Regions from separate parts of the Homo sapiens genome. Here region 1 is linked to region 2. Evidence: chromatin loops called from intact Hi-C (ENCODE). Cell type or tissue: gastrocnemius medialis. All regions are shown on one strand. Links, peaks and the distances in the headings refer to the core of each region. The heading gives the core; the rest is flanking DNA. Region 1 has its middle 50 kb from the start of NOS1. Region 2 overlaps KSR2 (kinase suppressor of ras 2).

Evidence for each region. Hi-C counts contacts between places; a loop is a spot of excess contacts. Peaks named below come from ENCODE experiments on the same cell type or tissue, not always from the same donor. Only the 100,000 strongest peaks of a DNase experiment are listed, where the experiment ranks them.
Region 1: it touches region 2 in a loop (10-fold over the local background); 1 of 110 quality-filtered maps calls a loop at or near these places.

The regions. Positions count from the first base shown.
Region 1 is chr12:117,403,257-117,419,332 of GRCh38, reverse strand. No RefSeq gene overlaps it. Among named protein-coding and RNA genes, the nearest start is that of NOS1, 50 kb to the right of the region's middle. In gastrocnemius medialis, for the core only: no CTCF peak of the experiment used is centred there; a DNase peak (open chromatin) is centred at 6,662; H3K4me3 peaks cover 711 bases; H3K27ac peaks cover 4,506 bases.
Region 2 is chr12:117,524,346-117,540,421 of GRCh38, reverse strand. KSR2 (kinase suppressor of ras 2) reads left to right here. Exons shown (of 20, transcript NM_173598.6): 10 at 535-703; 11 at 8,715-8,756; 12 at 9,409-9,481; 13 at 13,303-13,351; 14 at 15,203-15,570. Among named protein-coding and RNA genes, the nearest start is that of NOS1, 170 kb to the right of the region's middle. In gastrocnemius medialis, for the core only: no CTCF peak of the experiment used is centred there; a DNase peak (open chromatin) is centred at 6,571; H3K27ac peaks cover 2,872 bases.

The DNA.
Region 1 (16,076 bases), core at 4,481-9,480, 120 kb after region 2:
CATGGTCTTAACGTGAGGGGATTCTACTTAGGGCCAGTTGTCACTCACACCCAGAGGTAAACGTAGTAAGATGGCTCATGGGGCTAGATCAGAAGCCATTGGATATGGTAGGACTCCCCAGTGAGATCTTGTTATGGGGACAGAATTCAACCCATAACAAGAGGGGACTTCACAGCAATTCAGGAATGTATAAGAATGGCCTTAGAATCTGTCATCCCTTCCTTAAGTGGTCAAGAGCTAGATAAGGAGATAAGGAGAAAGGAGGATTGGAGAGGGGAGAGAATGTGATTATAAATGAATGTACAGTCTGGGCATGGTGGCTCACACTTGTAATCCCAGCACTTTGGGAAACCAAGGTGTATTAAGCCATTCTCACGCGCTATAAAGAACTGACGGAGACTGGGTAATTTATAAAGGAAAGAGGTTTAATTGACTCACAGTTCTGCATGGCTGGAGATGCCTCAGGAAACTTACAATCATGGCAGAAGGGCAAGCAAACACGTCCTTCTTCACAGGGCAGCAGGAAGAAGAAGTGCCGAGCAAAGGGGGAAAACCCGCTTATAAAACCATCAGAACTCATGAGAACTCACTCACTATCATGAGAACAGCAGCATGGGGGTAACTGCCCCCATGATTCAATTTCCTCCCACGTGGTCCCTCCCACGACACATGGGGATTATGGGAATTACAATTCAAAATGAGATTTGGGTGGGGACACAGCCATACCATATCACAAGGCAAGTGGATTGCTTAAATTCAGGAGTTCAAGACCAGCCTGGGCAACAGGGCAAAACCCTGTCTCTACAAAAAAAATTTAAAAATTAGCCAAGCATGGAGACACATGCTTGTGGTCCCAGCTACTCGGGGGGCTGAGGCGGGAGGATGGCTTGAGCCTGGGAGGTGGAGGTTGCAGTGAACTGGGGTCATGCCACTGCACTCCAGCCTGGGCAACAGGGTGAGACCCCATCTCAACAAATAAATAAATAAATAAAATTTTAAAATTAAAATTAAAAAAATAAGTGAACATACAGAAAATAAGTAAAACACACAGAACATAAGTAAAACACACAAGGCTCGTCACTAGAACTCTGCTGTGGTTCCTCTCCCCCTCCTTCCTCTTCTCCTCTCCCTCCTCCCCTTTCTCTCCTTCCCTCTCCCCCTCCTCTCCCTCCTCCCCTTTCTCTCCTTCCCTTTCCCCCTCCTCTCCCTCCTCCCCTTCCTCCTTCCTCTCTACCTTCCCTCTCTTCAAATAAGTGGAGCATGAAGTACTTGGGCATTTTGAGGCTGATTCCTTTATATGAAAGACAATATATAATATATATATGGCCACTGCCCCTGCCACAGACCAGGGAGTTGAATAACCAGGGACAGGTGGGCAAAAGGAAGCTGTTGGAAGTTTTGGGGGAAAAAAAAAACAAAAACACAACGGTGTTCAATTTATTTTACCTTTTTCAATGGGAGAATTTTAAACCTCCTTTTTTGCCTACTGTAGGTTCCGCAGAGCAGTAGCTCTTAAATTTTGGCATGCATCAGATTCACCCGGAGGCCTAGTTTTTTTTTAAAAAAAATAAGGAGCTTTCTGATCCCCACTTCCAGAGATTCTAATCAGGATGGGCTACATAATTTTCAGGGCCCCATGCAAAATGAAAATTAGTTCAAAAACTAATAAGAATTTCAGGACAGCAACAGCAGCTGCACAGGTCACAGGCTCGTGATTCTGATTCAGAAGATCTGGGTGGGGCCTTGGAATCTGCATTTCACCAGGTCCTTGGGTGATTGTGATGCAGGGGGCTGCAGACCATCCTTGGCAGATGGTCTGGCACAGAAGGTGAGCTGGGAAGTTTCCAAGAGGTTTCTGGGTAAGTGGGTTTGAGCTGTAGCTTCCTGACCACCCTCCCTCCCCACTAATCTCTTAAAAGTAGTTCTGAAAACTGTGGCCAGAAAGAAAGATGTAAGAGCTACTTTCAGAGTTGGACATGGCCATGCTGTGGAAGAGGGTCCCTTCTTCTTCATATCCTGGAGGCAGCTGGGGGAAGGGTGATACCTGAAGCCCAGCCTCTGCCTCTCCCACCTCTGGAGAGGGATGTGGCAGAGTCCAAAGGACAAATGTGTGTGCCCTGAACTCTCAGTCCTTCACCAACTGCAAGTCCTAAACCAATTTGTGATTTGGCCTAGGTCCACCACAGAGGGATATCAGGAAGGTCAGCTTGACTTTTCTGTGTAATTTTCCCACGTGGGAAGATGGACAACAACTGGTGTCCCCTGTGAAATCAAGTCAAGCAGGCATCACAGGTGGCAGGTGGCATTGTAGCCACCATTTTTAGAGAGACCCTGCACCAGGACACTCCAAGGAGGAAAGAGTGCCCTGGAATTTCAAGAAGATCCATACCTAAGATTGGGTCTGAAAATCGCCAGTCCTCTTTCTGAAGCCTATGGTTGCCATCAGATCTCTCCTGGTGCCTGGCGCATGGAGGGCGTGGGCAACTAACATGAAAGAATAAAGCAAAAGGAGGCCGGTGGACAAGGGGTGCTTCCTTACGGTCCTTATCTCCCAGTGCTCAAATTAGCCAGCAGTGGTCCAGCCTAATGCCAGAAAATGAAGAAGGGATTTTCTCAGGTTTGTTGTGGGGGGCGGCGGGGGAGGTTGAGCAGTGACCAGTCTCTGCATCCTGACTGCTGATGCTGATGCTGGAGGTGTGCAAACCTTTGACACCCGCCCCAGGTAGCAAGGAATGTTGTGTCTCCCAATCACCACCCTAGCCTTAAGCCCTGACTCCAGAACCACCTGCTCAACATGCAGCTGGACCCTCAGGGGGGCAGTCCGGCTCTTCTTGGCCTGGTCTTGGACCGCAGAAAAGTTCAAAGTTGGAAACCAAGTCATTCCAAGGTCCCAGGCTCTACTATCCAGGAGCCTGCAGCCCTGTCAGTGATATTTGATTCTGTAGGAAACTGCCAGGACATGAGATGATGTAATCAGCACTGAGGGGTGGGGAGTAGAGAGGGAAGGCTGGTGTGACCTGGACCCACTACTGTTGGGGTCTCCTGGTGATGCTGGGGGTCACCTGAGGCTGTCACCAAGTCAGTAGGCTTCAGAATTGAGTTGGAAGTTTTTTGTTTTTTGTTTTTGAGATGGAGTTTTGCTCTCGTTGCCCAGGCTGGAGTGCAACGGCGCGATCTCAGCTCACCACAACCTCTGCCTCCCGGGTTCAAGCGATTCTTCTGCCTCAGCCTCCCAAGTAGCTGGGATTACAGGCATGCACCACCACGCCTGGCTAATTTTGTATTTTTAGTAGAGACAGGGTTTTTCCATGTTGGTCAGGCTGGTCTTGAACTCCCGACCTCAGGTGATCCGCTACCCTTGGCCTCCCAAAATGCTGGGATTATAGGCGTGAGCCACCGCACCCGGCCGAGTTGGAAGTTTTTAATTCTATTTCCTAGCCCCACCTCCTGCTAAGAGAGGCTGTAAATGGGTTGAACAGTGTCCTCAAAATAGATGCATCTAATGCCTGGCGCCTGTGAATATGACCTTATTTGAAAATAGGGTCTTCGCAGATGTGATTAAGTCAGGGATTTGGGATGAGATTATCTGGACTAAGGGTAGCCCCTAAATCCCATGACTGGTATCCTTATGAGAAAGGAGAAGAAAATTTAGGACACAGAGAAGAACGGAATGTGAATATGAAATCAGAGATTGAACTGATGCATTTACAAGCCAAGGAACTCCAAGGCTTGCTGGCAACCACCAGAAGCTAGGAGAGGCATGGGATGGATTCTCCCGTGAGCCTTTGCGGGGAGCCTGGCCCTGCCAACACGTTGGTTGAGGACTTCTGGCCTCCAAACTCTTAGAGAATAAGTGTCTGTTGTTTTAAGCCACAAAGTTTGTGGCAATGTGTTGGGACAGTCCTGGGAAACTAAGTCAGAAGTCACGGACATGGGCCTGCCTGGCTGGTCTGGGACATAGTAAGTTCTCAATAAATGTGTGTTGATTTTAGGGAGTTCCTTTTCATTACACAGACTTTTAAAGAAGATTACAAGGTGTTGTTTTGTTTTGTTTTGTTTTGTTTGTTTTTGTTTTTGTTTCGACAGGGTCTCTCTGTGTTGCCCAGGCTGGAGTGTGGGCTCGCTGCAGCCTACCAGGGATCTTAAGATCAGAATAATTGGCATTCCTCAGACACATAGGGCATAGGACTGCATTTGAAAAAGGGGGCTTTGTTGCTACATTTGAAAAGCACTTAGCTGGTGCCTTGCTCCTGAAGCAGGAGCCATAGACTCACAGCATCGGCATCACCTGGGAATTGGCTAGAAACACAGAGCTCAGGCCCTGCCCCAGACTCACTGAGTCAGACTCTGCCTGTGAGCAAGACCCCCACGTGGCCGGTGTGTACATCACTGTTGGAGAACACCCCAGTTCAAATCGTGGCCATGGAGGAACCTGCTGTGTGGCCTTGGGCAAAACGCTTAAGCTCTCTGAGCCCTGGTTTCCCCAACCACAATCTAGATCTAGAGCTATCATCCCCCTCAGCTGAGACAAGAGCTATCCCCATGGTGGACCGTCGGGTGATGTTGAACCCCAGATCGAGGCTATACCTTGGTAACAAGAACAAGACCCTCCTTTCAGTAAGAAACCAAGCGGCAGTTGGGGGTAGGGAGAGGCAGTAAAATGCTGGAGGCCGTGAGCCAGGAAGAGGAGGAGGAAGGAGGGGCCGCTGGGTCACTGGGACCTAAGAGAATGGGCTTGCAGCAGCATTTCTAGGATTTAGGGGGCAGGGATAGGCGAGATGGAAAGGATTGAACTAAACTACCCAAGCTCACCCAGCTTCACTTTCCTGGACTCATGCCCAGGAGTTTAATTTTTTACTTAGTCATTCACTAAATATTAGTTGAATGCCTACTATGTGCCATGGCCCATGATGATGAATATCTTTGTATGGCTTCTTTTTTTTAATTTAATTTTATTTTTTTGAGACGGAGTCTCGGTCTGTCGCCAGGCTGGAGTGCAGTGGCGCGATCTCGGCTCACTGCAACCTCTGCCTCCTGGGTTCAAGCAATTCTGCCGTCTCAGCCTCCCCAGTAGCTGGGACTACAGGCGTGCGCCTCCATGCCCAGCTAATTTTTATATTTTTAGTGGAGACGGGGTTTCACCATGTTGGCCAGGATGGTCTCGATCTCTTGACCTCGTGATCTGCCCACCTCGGCCTCCCAAGGCGCTGGGATTACAGGTGTGAGTGACCGCGCCCAGCCCTCTGTATGGCTTCTAGCAGCCCCTATCTACAGTGGCGTATTACCATAGAATGTGATCAGTGCTGTGCTTGAAGTACAGGAGGCACCACATCAGTCTAGGGGAGACAGGAAAGGGCCTCTTAGAAGGCATGGTTTCTAAGCTGAGATCTGAAGGTTGAGTCAGCAAAGGGAAGGAAGGAAGAGTGCTCCAGGCAGAGGGAACAGCATGTGCAAAGTCCCTGAAGTGAGGGAGTGGGAAATATAAGTATAGAATTGAAGGCAGCTAGGTTTGGCTGGACTAGGGAGGCTGGAGGGGGCTGAGGAGGAGAAATGAGCCTGGAGACAAAAGCAGGTGTGGGTCAAAGAGGGCCATCAGCCATCTGTAGGAGGGTGGGCAATAGGGAGCCATGGATGGAATTTGAGCAAGGGGAGACAGATTCAGATTGATACTACAGAAAGATCATGTTGGCTGCTGTGAGGAACTTCAGTGGGGGTACAAGAGCAGGCAACAGACCAGCTAAGAGGCATTCACCATCATCCCGGCCAGAGTTGGTGGTGGTCTAAGGCTTTCAATTAGGGCTGAGGAATTGGGGTTTAAAATGATGCCCATCTTACCTCTGAACTCCCAAACTTCACCTAGTCACCAGCGGGAGTTAGGCACATGCTAGTTCAAATCCTGTCCACAGAGGTACTTGCTATGTGACCTTGAGCAAAATTCATAAGCTCTCTGAGCCTTGGTTTTCCCAACCACAAAATAAGCACTATTTTACTACCTCACAAGAATTGTAACAGCGTATAAAGCCTTCTATTCATAAGGCCGTGTAAGAATTAAATGAGAAAATACACAAAAAGTATGGTGCCCAACAGAATAAGGGCCCCACAAAGAGCAGCTGTAAGTGTTTCATTGATCAATTGTTAATTATCCAATGACCCAGAACCTCCTTTGTGCCAAGTTCTGGGGACCTGGTGAGCAAGATGCTTTCCCTACCCTCAAGAATATCACAGGCTAGTTGGGGAGATAGACACTTACATAAAAGGAAGAGGAGAATCAGCCATGCCTGGCGTACCTCCCAGGCTGGGGCAATGGCCAAGGGAATGCTTTTGGAAAGAGGAAAAACTACGTGTGTAGACAGACAGTGGGAACAGCCCCTGGTATCCCCAGCTCTAGTTGCCAGCCCAGGAAATACAGATCAGGGTAATATGATCAGGCCTGGAATTCTCCCATTGGCATGGAGAGAACAACGGATGCAGCGTGTGTGTGTGTGTGTGTGTGTGTTTATGTGTGTATGTGTGTGTGCATGCCCACACACACACACACATGCATGCATAATTACCTAAATAGCACAGATCCCAGGGCTCATGGCATAGGGTTACTGATAGCCACATGTGAGGGTCACGGGATCTGCCGGAGGTGCCACCGGAGTTGAGAAAGGCATCCTGGGTCTGGCCTGGCCCTGGGCCATCGTGGAAAAGGACAGGGGTGAAAATAACCCCAGAGCGAGAGAAGCTGCAGGTTGGGATGGCCTTCAGGAGGGCGCCTGATGGGATCTATTAAGCTGAGAACTATGTCTGCCTCTGACCTTTCCATGTGTAGAGAAACCCTACCCCAGGGACACATTGTAACAGTGAAGAACCGGAAATAGCCTGAGTGCCCATCCAGGAGCAAATAAGTAAAATGTGGTCTCTATCATGCATATGGCAAGTTAAAAGAAAGAGCTAGATCTATAAGTATCCACATGACCCGATCTCAAACACATCCTGTGGAGTGAGAAAAGGAGGCAGTAGAATAAGGTTAAAAGGTGATAATATGTAGATATACTTGAACATTTGTCCAGCTACAAAATGAGGCTATCTATACTACCCTGGTGCATATATTCATATGTATCAGTAGAAAGCAAGCTTGGAAAGATACACAGGAAACTTACAGCGTAGATTACCTCTGGGAAACAGTGACATTGGAGGACACCTGGAGAGGATCATTTTTTAACCCTCCCCTCCTCTCTATGACAAAATTATTTTCAGTAATAATCCTCTGATAATAAGTAGTCTTTTCACAGTTTCTTGTTCTTTGGTTTTAAACCCAATTATTTAAAAATAATACATTTCTGTGTTAAAGTTATATTCAAATGCAGTAAAATAGACGGTGTGTAAACTATAAATTTGTGCCTAACAACAAACCCAAAAAATTTCTTTGGAGTTGGTTGAAAGTAAAAAAAAAAAAAAAAAAAAAAAAACAAAAAACCTCACAGCTTGTACCCCATTTCACCAATTTTAAATTTTAATCAGAAATAAATGTTAAACAGCATTCCCAGTGGTGGCAAAGAATGACAGAATTAACTCAAGCGCTACTTCCTTGTGTCTATAATCACTGTTTATGTTGAATCTATTGTTTAAACAAAGGAAGATATATTATTCCAGAGGTTGAAGACACAGACTGGGCCCTCAGTGACTTCGAACGATTCCAAACGGTTCTGAACTTTCCAACTTCTGAAATAATTGCATGTTGAGTCTGCCTGTGTATAACCAGGGGGTTCTCTGAATTCACTTCCATGTAGAATAATGTACTATGTTCATTAAAGAATAACTAGGCCGGGCGTGGTGGCTCACACCTGTAATCCCAACACTTTGGGAGGCTGAGGTGGGCGGATCACCTGAGGTCAGGAGTCTGAGACCAGCCTGGCCAACATAGTGAAAACCCGTCTCTACTAAAAATACAAAAAATTAGCCAGGCGTGGTGGCACGCACCTGTAATCCCAGCTACTTGGGAGGCTGAGGCAGGAAAATCACTTGAACTGGGGAGGCGGAGGTTGCAGTGAGCTGAGATCGCACCATTGAACTCCAGTGTGGGCAACAAGAGCGAAACTCCATCTCAAAGAAAAAAAAAAAGAATAACTAATAAAAATGTGCTAATTAAGTAATATGAATTGAACTAGAGGTCATTATGTTACGTGAAATAAGCCAGGCACAGAAAGACATATATCGCATGTTATCACTCACATGTAGGAGCTAAAAAAGTTGATCTTGTGGAGGTAGAGAGTGGAATGATGGTTATTAAAGGCTGGGAATGATGTGTGAGTCGGAGAGGTGAAGAGACGTTGGTGAGATAGTAACATACAGTCCAATAGAAGGAATAAGTTCTAATGTTCGATAGCAGAGTGGGGCGACGATAGTTAACAGCAATGTATTGTGTATTTCAAAATAGCTAGAAGAGAGGAATTGAACTGTTCTCAACACACAGAAATGATAAATACTCTAGGTGATCGGTACCCTAAATACCATGGCTTGATATTACACATTCTATGCACGTAACAAAATATCATATGTACCCCATACATATGCACAAATATTATGTATCAGTTTTTTAAGTGTACTAATTTGAAGCTTATTAGTAAAACTTAATAGTAATGCAGCAATGGTTTAGAATTTAGACAAACAGAATACTTTCTCAAGGTGAAATATTTGATCCCTGATATTGGTTAAAACAGCCAGTGCATGGTGATAAGAAAAAGCAGACTGACTTTTGTCAGTTTTGTGATTGTTGTACATTTCTCTACCAACAGCCCAGCCCCTTATTACCTGCAGCCAGGGTAGGTTACTCCCTCAGCCCCGCCCTTGGTGCCCATTGCTGGGGAGGGGATACAGAGCACCAGAGTCAGAGCTGGGAGTTAAAAGGGACTTTAGCTTTACCTATAATATCCTGATTTTTTCCAGCATAGTGGTTAAGAGCGTGGGTTCTGAAGGCAGATTGCCTGAGTTCTGATCCTGGCCCCAAGGCAAGTTACTTCATTCATCCCAACCTCAGTCTCCTCATCTGTAGAATGGAACTGATAATACCTATATCATAGAGTGGTTGTGAGGATGACAAGAGATAATTTATATAAAATGCATAAAACACCTCCTGGCATAGGGTAGGTATTCAATTAATGCTAGTCATATTTTAGAGGATAATATGTTCATACACTAATGATGTAATTTTAAAAAGCGTATGCCTAGGAAAAAAGCTGGATGCAAACATGCCCAATATTAACCCAGGTTAGTGCTGGGGTGGGACCATGCGGGAGAGTTATTTTTATTCTTTGTACATTTTTGTACTTTTAAAAAACTCCAGACCCTCCCCACCTTTCAGGCTGGAAGGCAGGGGTAGGGTTGTTCCTGGGGCCTCAGTGGCTGAAATGAGCCCTGGCCCCCAGCCACCCTTCAGCTTGGGTCTGATGTTTCCAGGCCTGCTCAGGACATCTCTGTCCTGGCCTCCAGAACTCTCTGGCATGACCTCAGGGGCAGCTTTTCTCTCTGAATAGATTTTCTTTGTCTGGAAATGGACAAGGGGAGTGGCAGGCTGCTGGGGAAGTTGGAGGGACTTGGGCCAAGTTGGCAGAGGGAGTGGAGGCAGTCTCAAGGCTCCGAGGGCCCCTCAGGGCCTCGATCCACCCATCCACCCATCCTCCCATCCATCCCTCTATCCACTCATCCATCCACCCACCCCTCCACCTCTCCATTCACCTATCCATCCCTCCATCCACCCATCCATGCCTCCATCCACTCATCCACCCATCCATCTACCCTCTATCCACCCCTCCACCCCTCCATCCACCCATCTATCCCCCTTCCACTCATTCATTCCTCTGTCCACTCATCCATCCATCCACCCATCCATCCCTCTATCCACTCACCCCTCCATACACCCATCCACCCATCCATCCACCCATCCATTCATCCCTCCCTCCATCCCTCCCTCCATCCACCTTCCACCCCTCCATTCACTCATTCATCCCTCTATCCACCTCCCTGTCTGTCCACCCTCTCACACATCCATTATTTTATTCATTCACTTATTCCACAAGTATTTATTGAACACCTATTATGTGCCAGGCACTGTACTAGTCCTGGGAGAGAACAACAAACAAGTCAGACACAGTTCCAGCCTCCCGGGGCTGACATTCTAGTAGAGGGCACAGCAATAAAGTAAACAACAAATAACTGTATAATTGCAAGTAGGTCTAAGACTCAGGGAAACCAACCAGGCTGTAGCCTGGCTGGCTGACTGTTCACTAGCTGGTCCCGACTACCCACCTCTCCTGACACTTCTCTGTCTAGCTAGCAGCCTGGGCCAGCCCACAGGGTTCAAGGGTTCCAGGCTCCTTCCCAGAATTTTCCTTCACCATTGCCCAACTTGCCAAATTGTGAGAATTGCTGGTATACCTGTTAAAAACACGGATTTCTGGAACCCTCCTGGAGACACCCATTCAGACTGGGAATCTGTGATGGGCGGACGAGCCTTGGGGTGAGTGAGCCATGTCTCAGCTCCACTTTCTCCCAAAGCCTCATGTGCAGCCCAGGAGCGTGGGGACAGCTGGGCCCAGGTGACGGGGCCCCGGGATGGGTTGCACCTGGGCTGATTCTCACAGCCCAGAGCCCTGGAAGGGGAGGGCTCGCTGAGGCCAGGGGTCAGACCTGCTCAGTGCCAGGCTGCCAGGAGCCTGAGAAGGCCAGGCCTCTGGGAGAACAGGCAGAGGTGACCTCAGGATCTGCCCGGATCCTAAGAAGAAGGAGGAGGAGGAAAAGGAGGAGCCTTGGAGGGACTCAGCGGCCTCAGCCAGGTAGGAGGCCTGGGCAGGGAAGATTCCAGTCATCCTGCCCAGTAGGAAGGGGCTTTCTGCCAAGACTCTGTGCAGTCCCGAACCCTTGGTGAGGCCTGCCCTGGCACCACCACTCTTGCGATCCTGGGCAGGGTCTGTATTTTGTTAGGCAAATGCCCATTGTGGGCACTGGAAAGATCAAGAGCAGCTCCTGGGGAAGGAGGGGGGAGGTTTGAATGGTCAGAGAGGAATTGGAAGCAGGAGCCAAGAACAGGGCCTCTCGGAGCTTGAAAGAGATCCAGGCCACTCCCACTTCCTGAAGCTCCTGGTATACGAAAAAATGAGGGAGTTTCAAAACAGCGTTTTAAAACTGGCTGCTATATTTTTAAGCCTTGAAATGCACTCATGAGGCTGTGCTGCACGCCTTTCCACAACAATGGGATAGGAGGATGCTGGTCATAAGAAAGTGACAGGATTCGCTTTAAATATTAATTCATAGTGCATTACAGCTGGCAAAGTCTGGGACAGGGCAGAAATTAAAACTTGTTTGCTAAATGTCATCTGCTTGGGACCCTACTGCTGCATTTCGGTGACTGTATGAATAACTACATTGGGAGATAATTTCAGATGCCTGGATTTGAGACCCCCATTCCCTGCAGTTGGCAAGACCTGTGGGCAGGTCACAGAAAGACATGAGGGACTCCTTCTGGTGGGGGGACCTAACAGATGTGATTGGATGAGGCAGTGCACAGCGGGAGCATGGAGGAAGCCTCTCACCTGCCTGGGAAAGTCAGGGGGACTTCTTGGAGGAGGTGGATCTAATATGGGACGTGAAGGATAAATGAGCGTGAGCCAAGTGGAGGAGGGCAGATAATGGACAGATAAGTGTGGCGCCTTGGTACGAGGAGAGAGGAGGGAGAGGCAGGTAGGCAGCCCCTCACCCACCTGGGAAAGCTGGGGGACTTCTTGGAGGAGGTGGATCTAATCTGGGACGTGAAGGATAAATGAGCGTGAGCCAAGTGGAGGAGGGCAGATAATGGACAGATAAGTGTGGCGCCTTGGTATGAGGGCAGAGGAGGGAGAGGCAGGTGGGCAGATGCAAAGAAGGAAAGACTCTTAGTTATATTTGGGGATTGGAACCTTCATTCCTGAAGTCAATTCAGCCAGACTTTCTGTGCTTACAGATCTATCAAGACTTTGTTTTTAATTGTATACATGTGTATTCTTTGTCAATGAATTAGGAAATACAGAAAAGCAGAATGATCAGGGGTGTTTGTTATCAGGAGTCTGAGATAACTTCAGGGCTCACTTGAGTTTTTAGCTACCCTGACGTAGGTTCCCAAGCATGTAAGGAAGAAATGAAACCCTCACCTTGGCCTTGTTAACAATACGATCAGCCACTGTGCCAGCCGGCCACTAGGAAGCCACCAAGAGGGGATGTGGTTCGTTCATTCACAATTTTGGTGCGCACCTTCTCTGTGGCAGGCACTATATTGTTACTGCCCTCCTACAGCGAAGGATGGGGAAAACAGAGGGACATCAATCCATTAAACAGCAGCTTATAATAACAGGAATTATGTCCTGTATTAGAGGTAATGAGGGCTGGGGCCAAGAGCTTAACACCAGATTTCCTCTTTAGAATGAACAGACACTGAGCCAGAGAAGAAGGGGGTGACAGAGGGCATTCCAGGCAGGGGGAACAGCATGTGCAAAGGTACAGAGGTGTGAAATGACTGTGGTGTATTTGAGGCAAGGTGAAGTTCATCAGTTGCAAAATTTCTGGCAAAAGGAGGTGGCAGGGGTTGGGTGGGGCCAGCTGGAGAGAGGAGAAGGGAATGGAAGAGAGAAAGAGGTACTGGTTTTCTTAAAGTTAGGGTCCTATAAAGTAAGGTTTACCATTATGGTCTCACCATTTCCACTGCCATCTAACTGTCCCCATTTCTTCAACCCAATAAGCCAGTTGTCACATGTAAGTAGCTCTCAGGTGGGCATGCTTCATGTACACTGTAATGTTTTGCCTGATTGGGTTTGCTTTTTGAGGTTAGCCATCAAGATTTATAATTTGGGATTTCACATTTTTAACAAAATAATCTAGGTGTCCAGCTTCTTGTGAAAAATCAGAGAGACTGATGACACTGAAGGCTCCATGTTCCCACCTGGGGACAAGCAGTCAAAGTGGAAGGCCAGCAATAGGTGCCCACCATAGACGAGGTCATAGGCTCTCCAGTTCAATCCAGCCCCTAACCTCACCCACTTCCTCATTTACACCTCGGTGTAAATGACCTCAGACCCCAATGCCTCCGGGGGCTACCCAGCCTGGCTCCTAGAGGCATCGGGGTCTGGGGTCCCTGCCTTGGGAGCCTCCATGACCCCACAAGTCACCCTATTTCCTGCCACCCCAAGTGCTCATCCAGCCTCCCCTAGGTCCTAATCCTGAGGACTGCGGGGTTGGGGGTCAACCATTCCTTATGGCCCCTTCACCTAAAGGAGCTGGTCTGGAGCTGCTCTGCATGGGCCAGGCTGGCTGACACTGGTTTAAGGCAGCTTTTAATTTTTCCAGAGAGAAAGAAGCAAGGGCAGGAGAATGGGGACATGGAAGGAAAGGCTGGGAACCCAGCAGCCCCAGCCTCTTTTTGCCTCATCTAAGACATATGTCTAGGTTCCACTTCTTCATCTGTATCTCTCTTTCTCTTCCCCATAGCCCGGTAGTCGGAATTTAGTGCCAGGGGCCAGGCATGGTGGCTCATGCCTGTAATCCCAGCACTTCGGGAGGCTGAGGTCAGAGGATCCCCTGAGGTCAGGAGTTCGAGACCAACCTGGCTTCTTAAAAACACAAAACAATTAGCCAGGCATGGTGGCAGACGCCTGTAATCCTAGCTACTCAGGAGGCTGAGGCAGGAGAATTGCTTGAGCCCAGAAGGCGGAGGTTGCAGTGAGCCAAGATCATGCCACTGCACTCCAGCCTGGGCAACAGAGCGAGACTCTGTCTCAACAACAACAACAAAAAGAATTTACTGCCAGGAAGAGCTGAGTTCAAATCCTACTCTGGCACTTTACAGAGGTGTGACTTGAGCAGTCATTTACCCTGAAGCTCATTTATAAACAGGAACAATGACAACCCACTCATTGGCTTATCATGGGCATGAGCTGGGGTCATACATTAAGTGACAGGCACAGTACCTGGCACTTAGTATGATAAAAGGCAGCTGCATATGTATTCTTGCTCTTCAGTCTACTTCTTTCTCTGGGTGTCTACAGCAGACACTGTCATTATCCTGTGCACAGTCACTAAGATTTCTTCACCATGTTTGCATAACATACCAGCTCTTGGTGCGTTGTTACTCCCAACAGCCGGCAGCTGCGTCTCTTTGCGGCAGACTGTCCTCAGGCTTTGCCTGGGAGAGACCCTGTGTTCCTGGGAGTGTGCATTCTTCCATGGGTGACCCGTAAAGGGTGAACTTCAGTGACTGGGGGGTGCAGCTCCCTTGCCACTAACAAGAACACCTCTAGGGTATCGCCTACGCTGTCTGCAGTACTGCCCTCCAGGACTGAGCCTCCAGGGGACTTTGCTGATATCACAGGCTTGCTTGGCTCTCTTCCCTTCGTGGTTCTACTTCCCCCTCTTCTCTGTCATTTTTCCTGAGGACATTTCACAGTAAATCACAGTGGCAGGAATCTTCATCTCAGAGTGTGCCTCTGGGGAAACCAACCCAAGACACTATCCCTTTTCATCTCAGCCTTCCAAATCCCCCTCCCTCCCACCTTGGTTCCACTTATTCCCCACTTTCCCCATCTCTTCCCCATTCTGCCTTCCCCTCCAGGCCAGCTTACCCAGGCATCTCCACCACCAACTTGGAAACAGATGGCATCATCTGGGCGAGAGCACTCCCTTCGTGGTGATTTATAATTCTTGATTGGGCAGCGTTATTTTTAGCTGCCTCTCTCCACCTTCTGCCATCCTCAGCCATGGAGGAAGTTCTGCCCTGTTTCTTGGGCATCAGAGGGTGGCTATGTCAGTGGTTTTCAACCAGAGACAATTGTATCCCCCAAGGAATATTTAGCAATGTCTGGACATATCTTTGGTTGTCACAACTTGGGTGGATGGTGCTACTGGTATCTAGCAGATAGAGTCCAGGCATGCTGCAAAACATCTGTTCATTGTGCAAGAGGCATTTGTGGTCATAACTTTGGAAGCAGATTGGGGGATCTCTAGGAAGGCTGAATACAAGACAGCATGTATTGAGGCTCTGACCTCCCAAGAGAGGAAGGTCCTATCTCTATGGATACTCCTAGTCTGACATGTTGGGTCAATGATGGTCCTTCGAAACTGTCTCTCCTTGCCATGTATCAGTCAGCGTTTGCTGTGTAACAATCCACCCCAAAATGCCAATGCTTGTTATTTGAAGTTATTTAAGTTCACAATTCTGCAAGTTGGCAGTTTGGGCTGGGTCAGATGAGTGGTACTTCTGGTCTCGGATAGGCTCACTCATGCGCTGGTGATCAACTACCAGGTCAACTGCAGCCTGGCTGATCCAAACAGTTCTTAGCTGAGATGGGTCATCTCTGCTCCACGTGGTCTCTCATCCTCCAGCCTTCTAGTCCAAGCTTGTACATGTGGTAGTGGCAGCATTTTAGGAGCATGAGAGCAGCTACACAGATTCTTGAAGCCCACACTGGGAACTGAGAAATATCATTTCTGCTGTATTCTCCTGGTCAAAGCAAGTTCTGTGACCAGCCCATATTCAAAGGATGGGGAAACATACTTCCCCCCTTAGTGGGAGGAGTCACAGACTATTGTCATCATTTTTGCAATGTACCACAGTGACATTTTCCTTCCTTTCCTGAGGTCATGCACTTATTTAGAGTCCTCACAGTTAGTGGCACCAGCATGCAATTTGGTGCTAAGAAACTGTCAATTACTTAGCTATGTGGCCTTGAGCAGCTCCTTAGCTTCTCTGGGCTTCAGTTTCCTCATTTACAATTCAGGCAAATTATGCCTAACCTGCCTGCCTCACAAGTTGTCAGAAAGCTCAGATAAATAGTAGAGGTAGAAGGGGCTATTATTTTATTATCAGTCCTTGAAACAAAACGAGGCCCGACTGCTCCTGCTGGGCACAGGTATCTCTCCCCTCCGAGCCAAGTTCTCTGTAATTTATCAGTAGCCAAGGTCTGGCAAGCCCCTGGTGGATCCTCCATCAATCCTCCTGTCTATTTTCCCAGGAAAAACCCAAGTGATTTTGCCAGAAACTCTCACGACCCTTTTCTTTTGAGCTTAAATAC
Region 2 (16,076 bases), core at 4,449-9,448:
GCAGGCCATTCCGAAAATGCACACATGGATTCTCTCTCTCTCCTTGTTTTTGAGCTGGTCTGGGGTGAGGAGAGGCAGTGCTGGTTCCAGCTGTGACCCAAGCTAAGATGCTGAAGGCTCACTCTCACATTCTCTCTGGAGCTGTCAGACTGTTGATTCTTTAATAAACACTTGGGAGGAGAGGTGTTGGGATGGGAGGGGTACTCTGGACACCTCTGCATGGGGTTTTTCAGAATCAAAGAGGCACAGGGTGAGTGACTGTCACCTGTTTGGTTTTCATTACGTGGTCACCTTTCACTCTGGGGTCCAAGCAGTGGACAGGAATTCGACTCCAGAGGCTGTTCCTTCCACAGCTGGATGCAGCCCAATGGGGCTGATGAAGCGGGAGGGACTTCGGAAGGATCTGGTGGCTGAGGAAAGGGCAAGAATTGTTGCAGGGGCTGGGGTGGGGGCCTCTCCTGCTCAGCCCACTCTTTCTGCTGTGTTTCTGCTTCCCTGCCTGTCCCTGACTCCTACCCTGTTTTCTCTCTGCAGGACCACATCCCTGTCCCTTACCAGCCAGACTCCAGCAGCAACCCCTCCTCCACGACGTCCTCCACGCCCTCCTCGCCAGCACCCCCCCTCCCTCCTAGTGCCACGCCGCCTTCTCCCCTACACCCTTCCCCACAGTGCACACGGCAGCAGAAGAACTTCAACCTGCCAGGTACCTCCATGCTTGGGGAGACATGAGGGGTGCAGCGTTGGAGGGGCAGAGATTAGGGAGGGGGTGGGTTCATGCCAGAGCCCTGATGCAGCAAGTCTCTGCAGGAAAGCGAATGGGTCAATGACCAGAGAGGGGCAAGGAAGTATGTGGACTGACCCTTATCGTACCCTAAGCAATTACCCTTATATCACTTATTTAATCTTTGGAACAGCCACAAGGTAAGCATTATCAGCTCATTTTACAGATGAAGAAACAGAGGCTCAAAGAGGTGCAGGAACTCTTAGAGACTCTGTCTTTTGGCGAGCTACAACCCAGGGTCTTCGCCTAAGTCTAAGTCACAGAAGGGAGCCATTGGCTCTGGAGATGACAGTTGTCTTATGAGCTAAATTGGTTAAAATTGGCAGTGAGATCCTGTGCTGGAGATCTTAGGGGCACATGTCTGAGCAGGGCTGCATACTGAGTCTTAACCCAGATGTGAGGACAGGGCTGTCACTGAGCAGTCTGGACTCCTGGAGTCAAGATCCAGGTCTATTGCATTCTTGCTGTGTCTCACCTCTGAAAAGATGTAGTTGGACAAGATAATCTGGAAGGTTCCTCTAGCTCAGGAATTCCAAGGTACCTGGACTGTTGACCAGAGAGTATGCACTGGGCTATGAGATGATAGTAGAGAAGCCACTCATGGGACACTGTGGTTTCCTGACCTCCTTTGTCATTAGACCTAAGAATGGGATTTTTTTTTCCTTCAGGTAGACGAGACCTAAGAATCTCCCCATCTCTTCCAGGGTCCAGCCTGGCCCGGTTCCTCTGCTAGGGCCCTAAGAATGCTTCCAACTCAGCCATATTTATGGCACTGCAGCTGGCTTCAACAAGAAGGCTGGTGGGACTGGCATGGCCAGTTGGAACCAGAGTCTACATCTGTTTTGTTCAACATGGTATCTGCTAGCCATGTGTGGCTATTTACATTTAAATAAATTAAAATTAAATATAATTTAAAAATTAGCTTATCGGTTACACTAGCCACATTGCAAGGGCTCAGTAGCCACATGTGGCTGGTGGCTGCCGTACTGAATGGCTCAGGTGTAGAACATTTCCATCATCACTGAAAGTTCCATTGGATGCTCTGGTCTAGCACCTGATTTCCTCCTGAGTCAACAAGCTTCACACTATGAAAAAAATCCCAGGTCCTTGGCCACAGTTCACACCTCTAAGCTTAACCAGGCATGAGTGAGTGGCCAGGAGGCAAACAGAGGCCCCACCCCACACCTGGGCGGCACCCACATGCAACCATCCATCCATCTGAGGACAAGCCAATCACAGCACCTGCCCACACTGTTTTGATTTGGGTTATATCCACAGAGATGGCACATATTTTGAATTCTTGGAACTTTGGGTTTTTTGTTAAGTTCAAGTCTGAATTTAACAGCCTCATATCCACCTAGTGTAGGGGCCACTCATCTGGCAGCCACCAAGGACTGCAATGTGAGTCACCAGCTGAATCGTCTTAGTAAATGCCACCGATTCATTGCCCGGCACTTCCACAGACAGAAGGCTCCCACCGCCATCTCCAGGGTTGTTCATTTTTACTTCTTCAGAAGGGGATGAAGGGAAAAAAAAAGACCGTTAGACTTCCCATGACCACCCACACCTGGGGGAAGTGAGCCCGATGCTTTCCAATAGCCACTTCACTCCCTGGAGACACTGACTTCAGGAGTATTTTCTCTGAAATTGTTTGGCACTTATTTATGGACCAAGGGATGGGGAAGGGCCGTTTTATGGGAGAACTGTGCACAAAAGGACCACAGCTCTTTTCATCCCTTAAAGAATCTGCTGGCATCTTCAGACAAGAGACCTGCCTAGCCAGGAGTAATCAGGGTGTCCCTTAGCTCCTTCCTTCCCTCAGCCAGAGTCTTCAAGAAGGGGTGCCTGACAATTTGCTGTTCTAGCGTGCCACCTTATCCCCATCTGCTCCATGACAGGCCATGACAAGGTCCTGGCCCTCTTTGGGGACTGGGCTAAGGGGTCCTTTGGGTAAAAGCACTTCAGCATGGCAGTTAGAGTATGGGTTCTGCAGCCAAGCTGCTTAGGTTCAAATCTCAGCTTTACCACTTAATGTCTGTGTGATGCTGGACAAATAACTCGCCTCTCTGGGCCTCAGTGTTCTCATCTATAAAATGGAGATCATAATAGTACCCACCTTAGATAATTGTTTTAGAAAGAAATGGCATAATACATGGACAAAGCTTAGCAGGGTGACAGTTTCATTGAAGACCTCAACAAATCTGGGCTCCTTGGATTATTATTAAATACAATAATAATAAAGTACAGTGGCTATCTTTATTTGCATTTCTCATCATCACTGCTAATTAATATGAGGACCTAGACAGAATTGTAGAATGAAAGATGAAATCCCCATATACCTTGACATAGGAGTATGAACTGAACTCAACATTTGGGGAAGGTAATTTGGCATTTTCTGTTAAAGTTTTTTTGTTGTTGTTGTTGTTTTGAGATGGAGTCTCACTCTGTCACCCAGGCTGGAGTGCAGTGGTGCGATCTTGGTTCACTGCAACCTCCACCTCCCGGGTTCAAGCAATTCTCTTGTCTCAGCCTCCTGAGTAGCTGGGACTGCAGGTGCACACCACCACACTCAGCTAATATTTGTATTTTTAGTAGAGACAGGGTTTCACCATATTGGTGAGGCTCATCTCGAACTCCTGACCTCAGGTGATCCACCCACTTTGGCCTCCCAAAGTGCTGGGATTACAGGTGTGAACCACCATAGCCAGCCCTGTTAAAGTTTTAAATGTGCATTCCTTTGACCATTATATCACTTCTAGGACTTTATATACAGAAACGCTTGCACTAGGGTGCAAAGATCTGTGTGTAAGGACTTCACTGTAACAGTGAAAACTGAAATTAACCCAAATGCCCATCAAGAGTAGGTGGTGAATGGTTGAATACACACATATATCCGTATAACCAAATATTCTGCAAACTTTCAAAGGAATGTAGTACTCTATATAGATTTCCTGACATGGAAAGATATCCATAATGTTTCTTAAGTAGAAAATAAGTGATTTGCAAAGTCATCAGTATAATATTCTATTTATTGTAAAATATTTACATATATATATGTCTGTGTACCAGTGTGCATATATGTGTTGGCATGTGTGCAGTAAAGTCTAGAAGAACTTCATGGCAGCTGTTGAGGACAGGGACTTTATCTCATGCACTTCTACGATATATATGAGTGTGCATCCATTTTAGAATCGAATAATAATAAAATTCAGTGCTGAAATGGAAAACAAAACAGAACCTTTTGGAAGTACAGTTGGGCCTACCCTGTGTCTTAGGTGGTTTTAGCAAAACACTCCCAGGGTCAAGAGTACCTGTCGTGTTTGTACAAAGATCTGGCTAGCTGTCCCACTCTTGACTGGGAGCTTCTGTTGATGAAAAATGGAGCTTTGCCTGTGGGTCCCTGCCAGATGTTGAGTTTTCTGAAGGCTATTTAAGCTAAAGCTTAGGCATAACAATGTCCCCAGCACTGATTCATCTAGAACATTCTTGTCCAAAAGGGGCTGGGGGGGTTGACCAGCCATTTAACTCATTTGTTAATCTCAGGACATGTGGTGAAAAGGATATAAGAACCCCAAGAATGGCGTGTGCAGCCTCGGTGGTATTTGTGACTGTGTGCTGCCAGTTGGGTGGACCTCCTGTTATCAGCCTTTCCCTGAGTCCTGGGGCCATGTGGACATGGCTCAGTATAAGGTGACATCAAGAGTGCTGCATGGACAGACAGACCTGGAGTTGGATCCCAGCTTTGCTCCTTGCTAGCTGTGTGATTTTGAGCATGGTATTGCTTCTGTTTAGGTCTGTTTCTCATCAGTAACATGGGGCTAGTTCACTGCTACTGATGAGCAGAGTTGTGGTAGCATCCATCATGGCAAGACAGATGAAGAGGCTTCGAAAATGATTGTCTTATGGGTTTCTGAGGCTGGAGTGTTCAAATACCTTCTTTCTTTGGAGCCAAATACCTTCTGTCTTTGGAGCCACCTAGAGCCATCTTGAAACACACACACACACACACACACACACACACACACACACACACACAACTCCAGGAAATGGTGAATTCTAATGGCTCAAAGGGAGAAGAAAGGAGGTGGAATCTGCCTTTGGTGGAATTTGCAGGATTTCTGAGACCTCACTTGGGCCATGTGGGCTCATGAGAGTGTTTCCTCCCTTTCCCTTTCCATCAGTCTCTCCTGAGTGCCTCTTTTATGCTCATCACTCTGTGCCATGATCTGGTTTACATACTCACTTGTTAAGTGTCTGTCTCCTCCATCAGAATGCCAGCTGCATGAGACTAGGCAATGTGTCTTCATTCACCACTCCACATTCAAAGCCCAACATGTTGCCTGCAACTGAAGGCACTCATTACATGTTTGTTGAATGAATGAATGACCTGAATTTCATGCACTGCCCAGGGCTGCAGTTTTTTCTCTTCAAATTTTCTTCTTGGCCCTCAGACTGTGTTCATCCATTCATTTTGTTAACAGTATTTATTACGCATCTACTGTGTACCAGCTACTGTACTAGGCACTAGGTTTGGACCAGGGAACAAACCAGACATGGCCCCTGGATTCACTTCCTATTGTTATTGTAACAAATGACCACATACTTTGTGGCTTAAAAGCACACAGGTTTATTATCTTATGGTTCTAGAGGCCAGATGTCCAAAACGGGCTTCATTGGGCTAAAAACCGAGATGTCAATAGGGCTGGTTTGTTCTGGAAGGTCTCAGGGAGAATCCATCTCCTTGCCTTTTGCCAGCATCTAGGGGCTGCCCACATAACTTTGCTTGTCGCCCCTCCTCATTCTGGCCTCTGCTTGCATGATCACATCTCCTTCTCTGACCCTGCCTTCCTCTTCTGAGGACCCTTGTGGTGACATTGAGCCCACCCAGATGATCTAGGATAATCTCCCCACCTCAAGATCCTTAAGTAATCTCATCCAAAGAGTCCCTTGTGCCATGTAATGAAATGGATTCACAGTTTCCAGGGATTAGGACCTGGACATGTTGTAGCGGCAGGGGCAGGCATTATTCTGCCGACAACAGCCCCAGTTCTCATGAAAAGTATAGCTTAGTGAGAAAAAAAGGTATTAACCAAATAAACATATGCATGAAAATAGGATTATAGATTGTGATGAAGGCTGTGATGGCTAAGAGCCTTTGCTCTTAGCTAAGATGGCTAAGAGTCCTTGAGCAAATGCAAGAGAACAGATTTAGGTTGGAGGGTCACTGGATGGCTGAGTTTTGCAGGTGGGGGAAGTAAGGCAAAGGCCCAGCCACAAGAAGGGGCCCAAGTGCCATAAACAAGGGAAAGTGGCCTCCAGAGAGACTCAGAGCTACAGGGTCTGGTCCTGGCAGGATTTTAGATTTTATGTGAGACTCCATGGGATGCAGTTGAAAGGTTTAGGCAGAGAATGACTTGACCTTTCTTCCTTCCTTCTAGAAGACCACTCTGGCTGCTCTCTTGGGAGGCCTCAGGGTAGGCATGGGGGCTCCAGAGGGGAAGCTGCTTCAGAGTGGCCTGCTTGTCTCTTTGACTTCATCTGCAGCCTCCCAGGTCCTGAGTCATCTTGGATGCCAGAAAGCCCGGAGCCACTCTGCTCTCCTGAGCAGCCCACTCAAGGTCACCAGTTGTTCTTTAGAGCCACTTCTTGATGGTGTCTGTCATCAGCAGGAAGAACAGGTCTCCCAACAATGTCTTTCTTCCTCTTCTGGTCATATGTTTCCCTTTCAGTCACCAGGAACGAGTTGTTCCATGGCACATGGGGAGGAGTCAAGGAGGGCGTTGGCTTCGGGTGTGGAGGCATTTGCTGGTGTCCTGTTGCCTGACACCTGTCCCTTCTCGGACTCTCTGAAGCAGCTCCTGCTCTCCGTTGCCCAAAAAGAACATAGCTGTCAGTGAACCTTTTCTGCAGACACTGAATCCCCCATCACTGTCAGAGCTGTGGAGGGAAAAGATCAGCCAAGTCTCTTGAGAGCCTCGGGTCGTCTTTCCTGTTTTAATTTTAGCCCCTTGTTGACTAATAAAGTAGTTGTATGTAATAAAAAACTTCTGTTATCTAATAGTAAAACAGTCCCTGAAGTCATGGAGGGTGATTTTCTTTTAAAGCTTTGCTCTGTGACCTTGAATAAGCTGCTTCTTGCCCTGGACATCCCATTTTCCAGAATCAAAAATGGACTCCAACTATTTGATATAATCTGGAATTGGACTAAGCCCAAGGTTTTTGCTGTTTCATCTGTGATAAAGAGAGTTGGTTAATTCAACAAATGTGTGTTGCACACTGACTGGTGCAAGGCACAGAACCAGGAGTTTGAGGTCCTGAGATAGTAGGACTTACTCCCTGTCCTGAAAGAAACTATCAATACATTTCAACCTCAGGGAGAGTGTTCCGTCTGCTTCCCCAAAGCAGAAGATTTCATTAGCACTTGGAACTATGTGATTGTCTCGTGGCTATAAATCATTCTTGTCTATTAGTTAAGAGAGCTTAGAAATGTGTTTATTTATCTCACAGCTAATATGAATTCAGCACCTTCAATACACTTTTATCTCGTAATGATGGTCCTTGCCCTTTGAGGAAGGGACTGTTATTATCCTCATTTTACACGTGTGGACAGTGAGACTTGGAGCTTCTACAAATAGCCAAGGGCAGAGCAAAGATTTGACCCTAGAGGATCAGCTTCTAGACTCTAGGCTCTGAGCTACTGTGCTAATATTTGATAAAGCAACTCCAGTGGTGGCTTGTCCCTGAATGTCATCAAATTGTTTCTGAAAGTGGATTCACCAATACAGACTCATCTGACTATATCCCTGCCCTCTTCATTTACTTAAGGACACAAATCTCTGTGTCCCCTGCCCCCAACACCGCTTGGCCCCCTATTCCAGGCACTATTCCCCAATGGAGTAAGTGCTAATGTTAGAAACCTTTAAGTGTCCGAGACCCCTGGCCTCTGGCGAGTAGATTAGAAGTAAAAGGAATTGTCAGGGAACTGGCAGTGAAGTCCAGAAAATTTCTTTTATAAAATTTTTTCCTAAATACAGAGGTTAATTCATGCTTGTGGTAGGTAGAATAATTCGCAAAAGATGTCCATGTCTTGATCTCAGAATCTGGGAAGATGCTGCTTTACAGGACAGTAGGAACTTTGAAGATATGATTAAGTTATGGATCTTGAGATGGGAGGATTATCTTAGCTTATCTGGGCAGTCCCTAAATATAATCACAAAGTCCTTATCAGAGGGAAGCAAGAAGGTCAAAGGCAGAAGAAGGAGATGGCACAACAGAAGCAGAGGTTGGAGTGATGGAGCCATGAGCCAACAAATGCAGGCAGCCTCAAACAACGGAAAAGACAAGGAATAGATTTTCCTGGAGCCTTCAGAAGGAACTAAGCTTGATTTCAGCCCTGTAAGACTTATTTCAGACTTTTGTCCTCCAGAACTGTAGGAGGATACATTTGTGTTGTTTTACTAAGTTTGTAGTAATTTGTTACAGGCACAAAAAAGAAAACTGATACGATGCTCGTTGCAGAAAATTAGGAAAGTACAGAAAAAGCACAAAGGATTTTTTAAGCCACTGTAATCATTCTGCCAAAAGGGGAAAAAATTAATATTTTGGATTATGGCTTTGCAGAGTTTTTCTGTGTGTGTGTGTGTAATTATGCATTTCACAAAAATGGTATTGTAGTCAGAATGTCTGTTTGAGTTGGAGCAGTCTGATTTTAGGGAGTGTGAGATGTCAGATGGGAGGGTCGGCATGGATGTTTAGAGTTCTGGTTTCTTTACACATGTTTGCAGTCCCTTGTCTGCAGGGATGTCTGCAGAAGTATGGAAACTCTTGAAGGTGGGCAGAGAATGACCATGTGGTGGCTGTAAGAGCTCAATCTGGTCCCTGAAGCGATGTCTCCCTGGGGACACTCACTTTGATGTTTTCTTTCTTTTGCAAGCATCCCACTACTACAAATACAAGCAGCAGTTCATCTTCCCAGGTGAGTTTCATGTGAGCTGGAAGCAGCCCCTTCTGAACAAGCCCCGCTGCATTGCAGGAGTTTCTGGGATGAATGGAGGCAGATGTTGTGGGGGTGCCTAAGATCAAAGAGGGTAGTGGAGTCACCACACTCCAGGATAATGGCTGAACATGGAAGTGGAGAAGAAAGAGTGGGCACAGTGGGACCCAAGGAGGTCCCAAGGCACCGTGGAAAGGCCTGAGAGGGTGGAGTGCTGTAGAACACTGGGCGAGGGTGAGGAGGGGTCTAGAGCCATGTGGCAGGAAAGAGATGGTCATAGGGTCCTGAGCTGGGTACTGAGAGGATGTGAAACCAAGGGGCTTTATCATCCCAAAGGGAACCCAGGAGAAAGAAAGATTCAGAGATGACCAATGAATGCTTCAGGCTAGATATTTGAGGGTTCTGGCAGCCCCCTATTCAACAATGAGGAATTTTGTTGAGGATGTCATCCAGAACCCTGGTCCAGCTGAGCAGGTAGAGTCCAGGTGGTCCAGGAAAGGAGAAAGGAGATTGGCCAAGGGCAGAGATCCAAGATCTGGTGAAAAATTGGCTGCCATGTCGCCCAGGAATCAGGCCTTTGCGGGGGTTGTGGACTTCACATTTTTTTTCTGAGTGTTCAATCTCTGGTTTTCAGATGTGGTGCCGGTGCCGGAGACGCCGACCCGGGCGCCCCAGGTCATCCTGCATCCGGTGACCTCGAATCCAATGTAAGTGAGACAGAGACATCTTCCCCCTTTCCCAAGCTTCCCAGCCCTGGCCCTACAATCCACTCAGGTTCCCTATCTTCTTTCCTTCTCTTCCTGGAACTGATGGAGTTGGGGGCAGAGGGAGATGTACAAGGGGGTCAGAGAGACATAGGGAATAACTTAGGCAAAGAGAAAGGGCGTGACAGCTCAGACAGAGAGATGGAGAGAGAGGCAATGCTGTTCCTCACGAGCAGCTATGCCTTGTGTCTCTGACCCTGCCTGTCAAATGCAATTTCCAGGGGCTGGACCGTTTCCTAAGGACCCATAACCTCCCTGTGATTAGGAAGAAAACTTTCCCCGGGTGATAGCTAGTACTTAATGAAAGGGCAATTATTCCATGTCACTGAACATGGAATAACTTTCAAAAGTCTCATTGAGGTTTATGGAATCAGCAAACTATAGCCCATGGGACAGATCCAACCTCCTGCTTGTTTTTATTTAAAGTTTTATTGGAACACAGCCATGCCTATTTGTTTACAATGTATTGTGCATGGTTGCTTTCTCCATGCAGCAGCAGAATCGAGTAGTTGTAACATAATCTGTATGGCTTGCAAAGCCAAAAATATTTACTCTATGACCCTTTGCAGAAAGAAATTTGCTAACCTCTGGTTTATATTATTATAAAAATAATATAAGCTAATTTTGGAAAATGTGGGCTATTCTTTAAAAAGGGAAAGGCAAAATAATCACTCATGATCTCACCACTGTTAAAACTTCTATGTGTGTTCTTTCCATTTATATTTTACATAGTTATGACCCACAATATATGCAAGCAGCTACCATCCTGCTTTGTTATCTTTATGCCAAACATCACATTTTATGAATATTATTTTAGCCTCTCCATAGACATTGTTGGTTTTTGTTTTTTGTTTGTTTGTTTTGAGACAGAGTCTCACTCTGTCACCCAGGCTGCAATGCAGTGGTGCAATCACGGTTCACTGCAGCCTCAGCCTCCTGGGCTCAAATGATCCTCCCAGCTCAGCCTCCCGAGTAGCTGGGATTACAGGTGTGTGCCACCACACCCAACTAATTTTTGTATTTTTTTTTTAATTTTTTATTTTTGTAGAGACAGGGATTCACCATGTTGCCTAGGTGGGTCTCAAACTCCTAGGTGCAAGTGATCATTCCACCTCAGCCTCCCAAAGTGCTGGGATTACAGGCATGAGCCACTGCACCTGTCTGATATTGTTTTTAATGGGTGTAAAATGACATATTGATGTAGAATAATTTTCTTAACCATTTTCCTATTGCTGGATTTTACATTGCTTCCCATATTTCATTGTTGTAAATAATGCTGCAATGAACATCTTTGTGCATAGCATCCTTAGGAAACAGACCCTCTTTTCAGGTGGTTTATTGCTTGTGCAGCAGAAGTGAAGTCACCTTGGCCAGGCGCAGTGGCTCATGCCTGTAATCCCAGCACTTTGGGAGGGCAAGGTAGGAGGATCACCTGAGGTCAGGAGTTGGAGACCAGCCTAGCCAACCTGGTGAAACCCCGTCTATATTAAAAATACAAACATTAGTCAGGCGTGGTGGCACACAACTGTAATCGCAGCTACTTGGGAGGCTGAGGCAGGAGAATTGCTTGAACCCAGGAGGTGGAGGTTCAGTGAGGTGGGATTGTGCCACTGCACCCCAGCCTGGGCAACAGAGGGAGACTCTGTCTAAAGAAGAAAAAAGTGATGTCACAAAGTCACCTCCTTAACTTCTTTGGTTGCGATGGAAGCCTGGGGCTTGCTAGGATTTGACCAGTTTCCTAACTCACCTTTGTGCCTACTTAGTTTTTCTTCTGGGTCCCCTAACTGCTTCATCTTTTCTGACTGGTCTTATGGACTTTGTTAAAGACTTACATGGTACATCTCTGAAATCAAAGGAGCAGCAACTTGCCGGGGGATATGGTGCTGACATCTAGCTCGAGATCATTTCTCTGCTTCACATAAACCAATTCTACAATTTGTGCAAGATGAACTCCAGGTTATTAACTGACAGTCCAGAGGTACCAGCGAAAAACAGAGTCAATAGCTGCTTGCGATCTGCTTAAATGTGCGCGGAGTGATGACAACTCTTTGCAGAAGGAAATACTTGAATAGCCCTGGCTGCTGGAATCACGCCTTGATGCAGAGAGGAGGGTGGCCTGTTTTGGTTTTGGGCATGAGGAGGGACTCCAGCTGCATTGTCCCAGCCAAGTCTCCCCCAGGGCATCAAGTTCTCAGCATGTCAGCTGTCATCGTGCAGGTTCATTCCACTTTCCCAGGCTGTGCTATGAATAATTGGTTAATACCATGGCGAATGCCACTTTGTGGTTGACCTTTCTTTCTCCTTCTTTTAGTTCTTGTGGTCTTTCAGACTCTTTCACCAGGACCCCCTCCAGCAAGTGGATTGACTCTGTGGAGTCAGCCACTTCCTGCAATCTGAGGGTCAGGATAGGGGAGGTCCCCCAAATGAGGATGGGGAAGGGGGAATCTACTGGGGAAATAGGAAAGGAGGGGTGGGGTATTCATTGTGATTCTTTTTTCTCACCTGTCTCAGCTCTTCCATGCCTTCAATAGCCCAGTTCTGTCTCCCTGCTGCACTTCAAAAACACATGCACATCCTCAAGTCTAAACCCTGCAACATACCTCTAATGCACACTGTACCCAACATCCATCACATGTCAAATGTCACATGCATTTGACAGTCCCCTCACACCTCTAATGCACACCCAATTATACTATCGGCATACAGCATCCCCCTCAACATCCTGTGTGTACACCCAACTCACATGCACACAAGACAACCCTGCACAAAGCACATCCCATAATACCTATGCAGTGCTCACACAAATTGTGACGCCCCGCCAGCATCTATACCCAACATGTTTGCTTACTAAGAACAGAACTGCAGCTCATGAGCTTATGAATGCATCACACACACACACACACACACACACACACACACACACACACACACACTTGTGTCTTCCAGCTCAATATGGTCTTTTTATTTTCATTCCACACATCCTAATTCCATGTGATTGGCAAGACCTACCTCAAACACTGGGAACTTTCAAATACACCCAGTAATTCTCTCATCTTGGAATTCCCACGACACTCCATTTATCCAATTCACACCTAACTTTTGGCCTTATTACTTTTAGCCTCCCTGCATAGTATCTACATACTGGCTTTAGTTCCTTCAGTAGGAACACAATATTCCTGAAGGTCAGAAGCCGTGCCAGTTTCAATTCTATATCCCTCCAAGGGCCTAACACTGTTCCTGGCACACACATCTATTAAATAGTCGCATGAATGCATGAATGAACAGACAAACAAGAACACTGAGATCCTTCCAAGAAATTCCAAATTTGTGTGAACTTCGGAGATCTGATTAATTCTTTCCTGGCAAACATATACAGCTCTGAGGACTTATCTACCCAGGGCATTTAGGCCAATTTATAAGAAAGCTGCTAGATAAGTTGAAACCAAAGCAATGAAGAAAAATGAGCCCTGAGCAGCCCGGAAAATCAACTTAAAACAAGGTCCTTGCGCACTGTGTTGTGTGTGTGTGTGTGTGTCTGTGTGTGTGTGTGTGTGTGTCTGTGTGTGTGTGTGTGTGTGTGTCTGTGTGTGTGTGTGTGTGTGTCGAGGTTATGGATTATTTCAGACACACCTGTTGAAATGAAATGTGAGATAAAGACTTGGTGGTAAAGACCTCCGATCTGGGGATTCTTCGTACATAGCTAAACTCAATATATAGACCTGCCTTTTCACCTAGGGATCACGTTTATTTTTCTTTCTTTACAGCTTGGAAGGAAATCCATTACTTCAAATTGAAGTGGAGCCAACGTCGGAGGTGAGAATCAGAGAGCAGTGAAGCGACATTTTCCAGGGACTGCCCAGAACTTGGCAAAGCCGACTGACGTTTTGGATGACGCAGAGGGCTTGGGGTCAGGTGGGGGCTGTGGTGGCCCTGACTGATGGATATTCTAACTCTGGGACAATTAGCAAGCAGTGGTCCCTCCCAGCACTGAGTCTAATGGGCCATTATATGGCATGCATCATGGAAAAGCCAGTTGTGTGGAAATTGTCAAGAGATTTGCATTCTTAGTGGAAAGATCAGCTCAGGGCCGGGTGAATACCAAGGGGGATGTGCCCCGCTGCCTTCAAAAGAATATGTGGGAAGAGGTGGGGGCCTCAGGGATGCTGGGCTTAGAAGTGTTGAGAATGCTCTGGGGCTTCTTCCCACCTGCCTAAGTGGCTGCAGAAATACATGAAATGCCCTGGCTGGAAACCATGGAGTCCTGGCCCCTCAGCTCTGCAACTGCTCTGGGTCTCATACTGAAAGGAATTGAGTCAGGGCTTCCAAGGAAAATCGTGTTCTTTTCTGGGACTATTTTGGTTGTTGAAAAATGATCCCGGGAGAAATCAATGTCCCCTGTATTGTTTCTCCTGAATGTGCCATCAGGGGCAGCTTGCCCAGGTATTTTGGGTCAGGAAGAGCTGTACCCAGTCAAGAAGCCACCTTCTCAGGCTGTTTCATCAGGTCCCAGGGTCTCTGGGAATCCCCGCTGGCCCTGGCCACCTGCTGCTCCCACAATTCTGCAGGAGAATCCAAGAGGCAATTCGCCCCCAAGCACCCCTAGATATCATGCTGATAAGGTGGGTCCCTACACCTTGAGCATTTAACTCTAGTGGTAGTTACGCCGAAGTACGCCTGAGTCGTGTGTGTGCATGATAAAAATGCAGATTCCTGGTCCTGGCCTGCGGATATTTTGATCCAATAGTGCTGGGTGGGGCCCAGGAATCTGCATTTTCTCGGGCCTCCCAGTCGGTGTTTAATACAGATGGTCAGGTCTGTACAAAGAACTTAACAGGCCTTCATCTAAAACCTCACACCGGCCCTGGGGCAGATTTTATTACCCCCACTTTACAATGAGGAAAGGCAGCCTCAGGGAAGTAAAGCAACTGGCTCAAGGTCATACAGAGGCCAGATTTCAGCTCTCTTTGTCTGATTGTTAAGCCCATTCTGTTAACCCCTCACTCTCATGTCTCCTACCCTCCCAGCTGCTGTAGGAGCCTCAGACAGCTAGCTTGTAGCTCTGACCTCTCCCAGTTTTTGAATCATCAATTCCAAATTCCCTGGGGGAAGCAAAAGATACTCCATGTTGGCAGTTGTCATGTGTTACATGCAGATGCACGATGTACCCATTGTTTTAGCCTGTCTAGCCTGTCAACTTTATCACATGCACGTAAACAGCCAAACCAAAAGACTATGGAAGAATAGGAAGGCCATCGGATATTCAAGTCCAGAGACCTGGATCTTAGTCCCTCTTCTGCCTGGCTGCATGACCTGGAGTGAGTCACTTCCCAGGGCAACATATGGGACTTTCGGTGCTAAAACCAGGAAGATTCCAGCAAACTAGAATGGGCGATCCCTATAACACTTCTCTCTGAGCCTCAGTATCCCCCCATTTAGCACAAGAGAGGTGGATGATCATGATCTCCCTTTCAGCACCTTCACTGTAGTATGATTCTAGACCAGATTCTAGAGCTGGGGAAACAGAGGGACGTATGTCTGCACAAGCTCCAAATGCATGTAGAGATGTGCCCAGACCTACGCATGTGCACGGGACCCAGCAGGACCATGAGGGAGGCTGGGGCAGTGGCAGACACAATTCTGACCTCTCTCCCACTCCGGCCACAGAATGAAGAGGTCCATGATGAGGCCGAAGAGTCAGAGGATGACTTCGAGGAGATGAACCTGTCCCTCCTCTCGGCCCGGAGCTTCCCACGCAAGGCCAGCCAGACCAGCATCTTCCTTCAGGAGTGGGACATCCCCTTTGAGCAGCTGGAGATCGGCGAGCTCATTGGAAAGGGCCGCTTTGGGCAAGTGTACCACGGCCGCTGGCATGGCGAGGTGGCCATCCGGCTGATTGACATTGAGAGGGACAACGAGGACCAGCTCAAGGCCTTCAAGCGGGAGGTGATGGCCTACAGGCAGACACGGCATGAGAACGTGGTGCTTTTCATGGGTGCCTGCATGAGCCCGCCTCACCTGGCCATCATCACCAGGTCAGTTCCACCTGGGCTTCTACCCAGGGATTGGCAAAACTCTGCTTCTGGCATGGTTGAGAAATGGTTTTCTGCTTACTTGACCACTCTGGTTAATAGACCATCTCTAGTTCTACCATGCACAGTTTACTTACATGGTTTAAGATTTAAGATTCCAGAAAATACTTTACTTATTTGTTTTTTTAGAGACAGGGTCTCCCTCTGTTGCCCAGGCTTGAATGCAGTGGTATGATCATAGCTCACAGCAGCCTTGAACTCCTGGACTCAAGAGATCCTTTCGCTTCAGCCTCCCAAATAGCTGGCGCTACAGGTGTGTGCCATCACACCTGGCTAATTTTTTAATTTTTTGGTAGAGATGGGGTCTTGCTATGTTGCCCAGGATGGTCTCAAACTCCTGGCCTCAAGCAATCCTCCTGCCTTGACCTCCCAGACTGCTGGGATTACAGGCCTGTAAGCTACCACGCCTAACCCCAGAAAATATTTTTAATGCTAAAACTCTTTAGCAA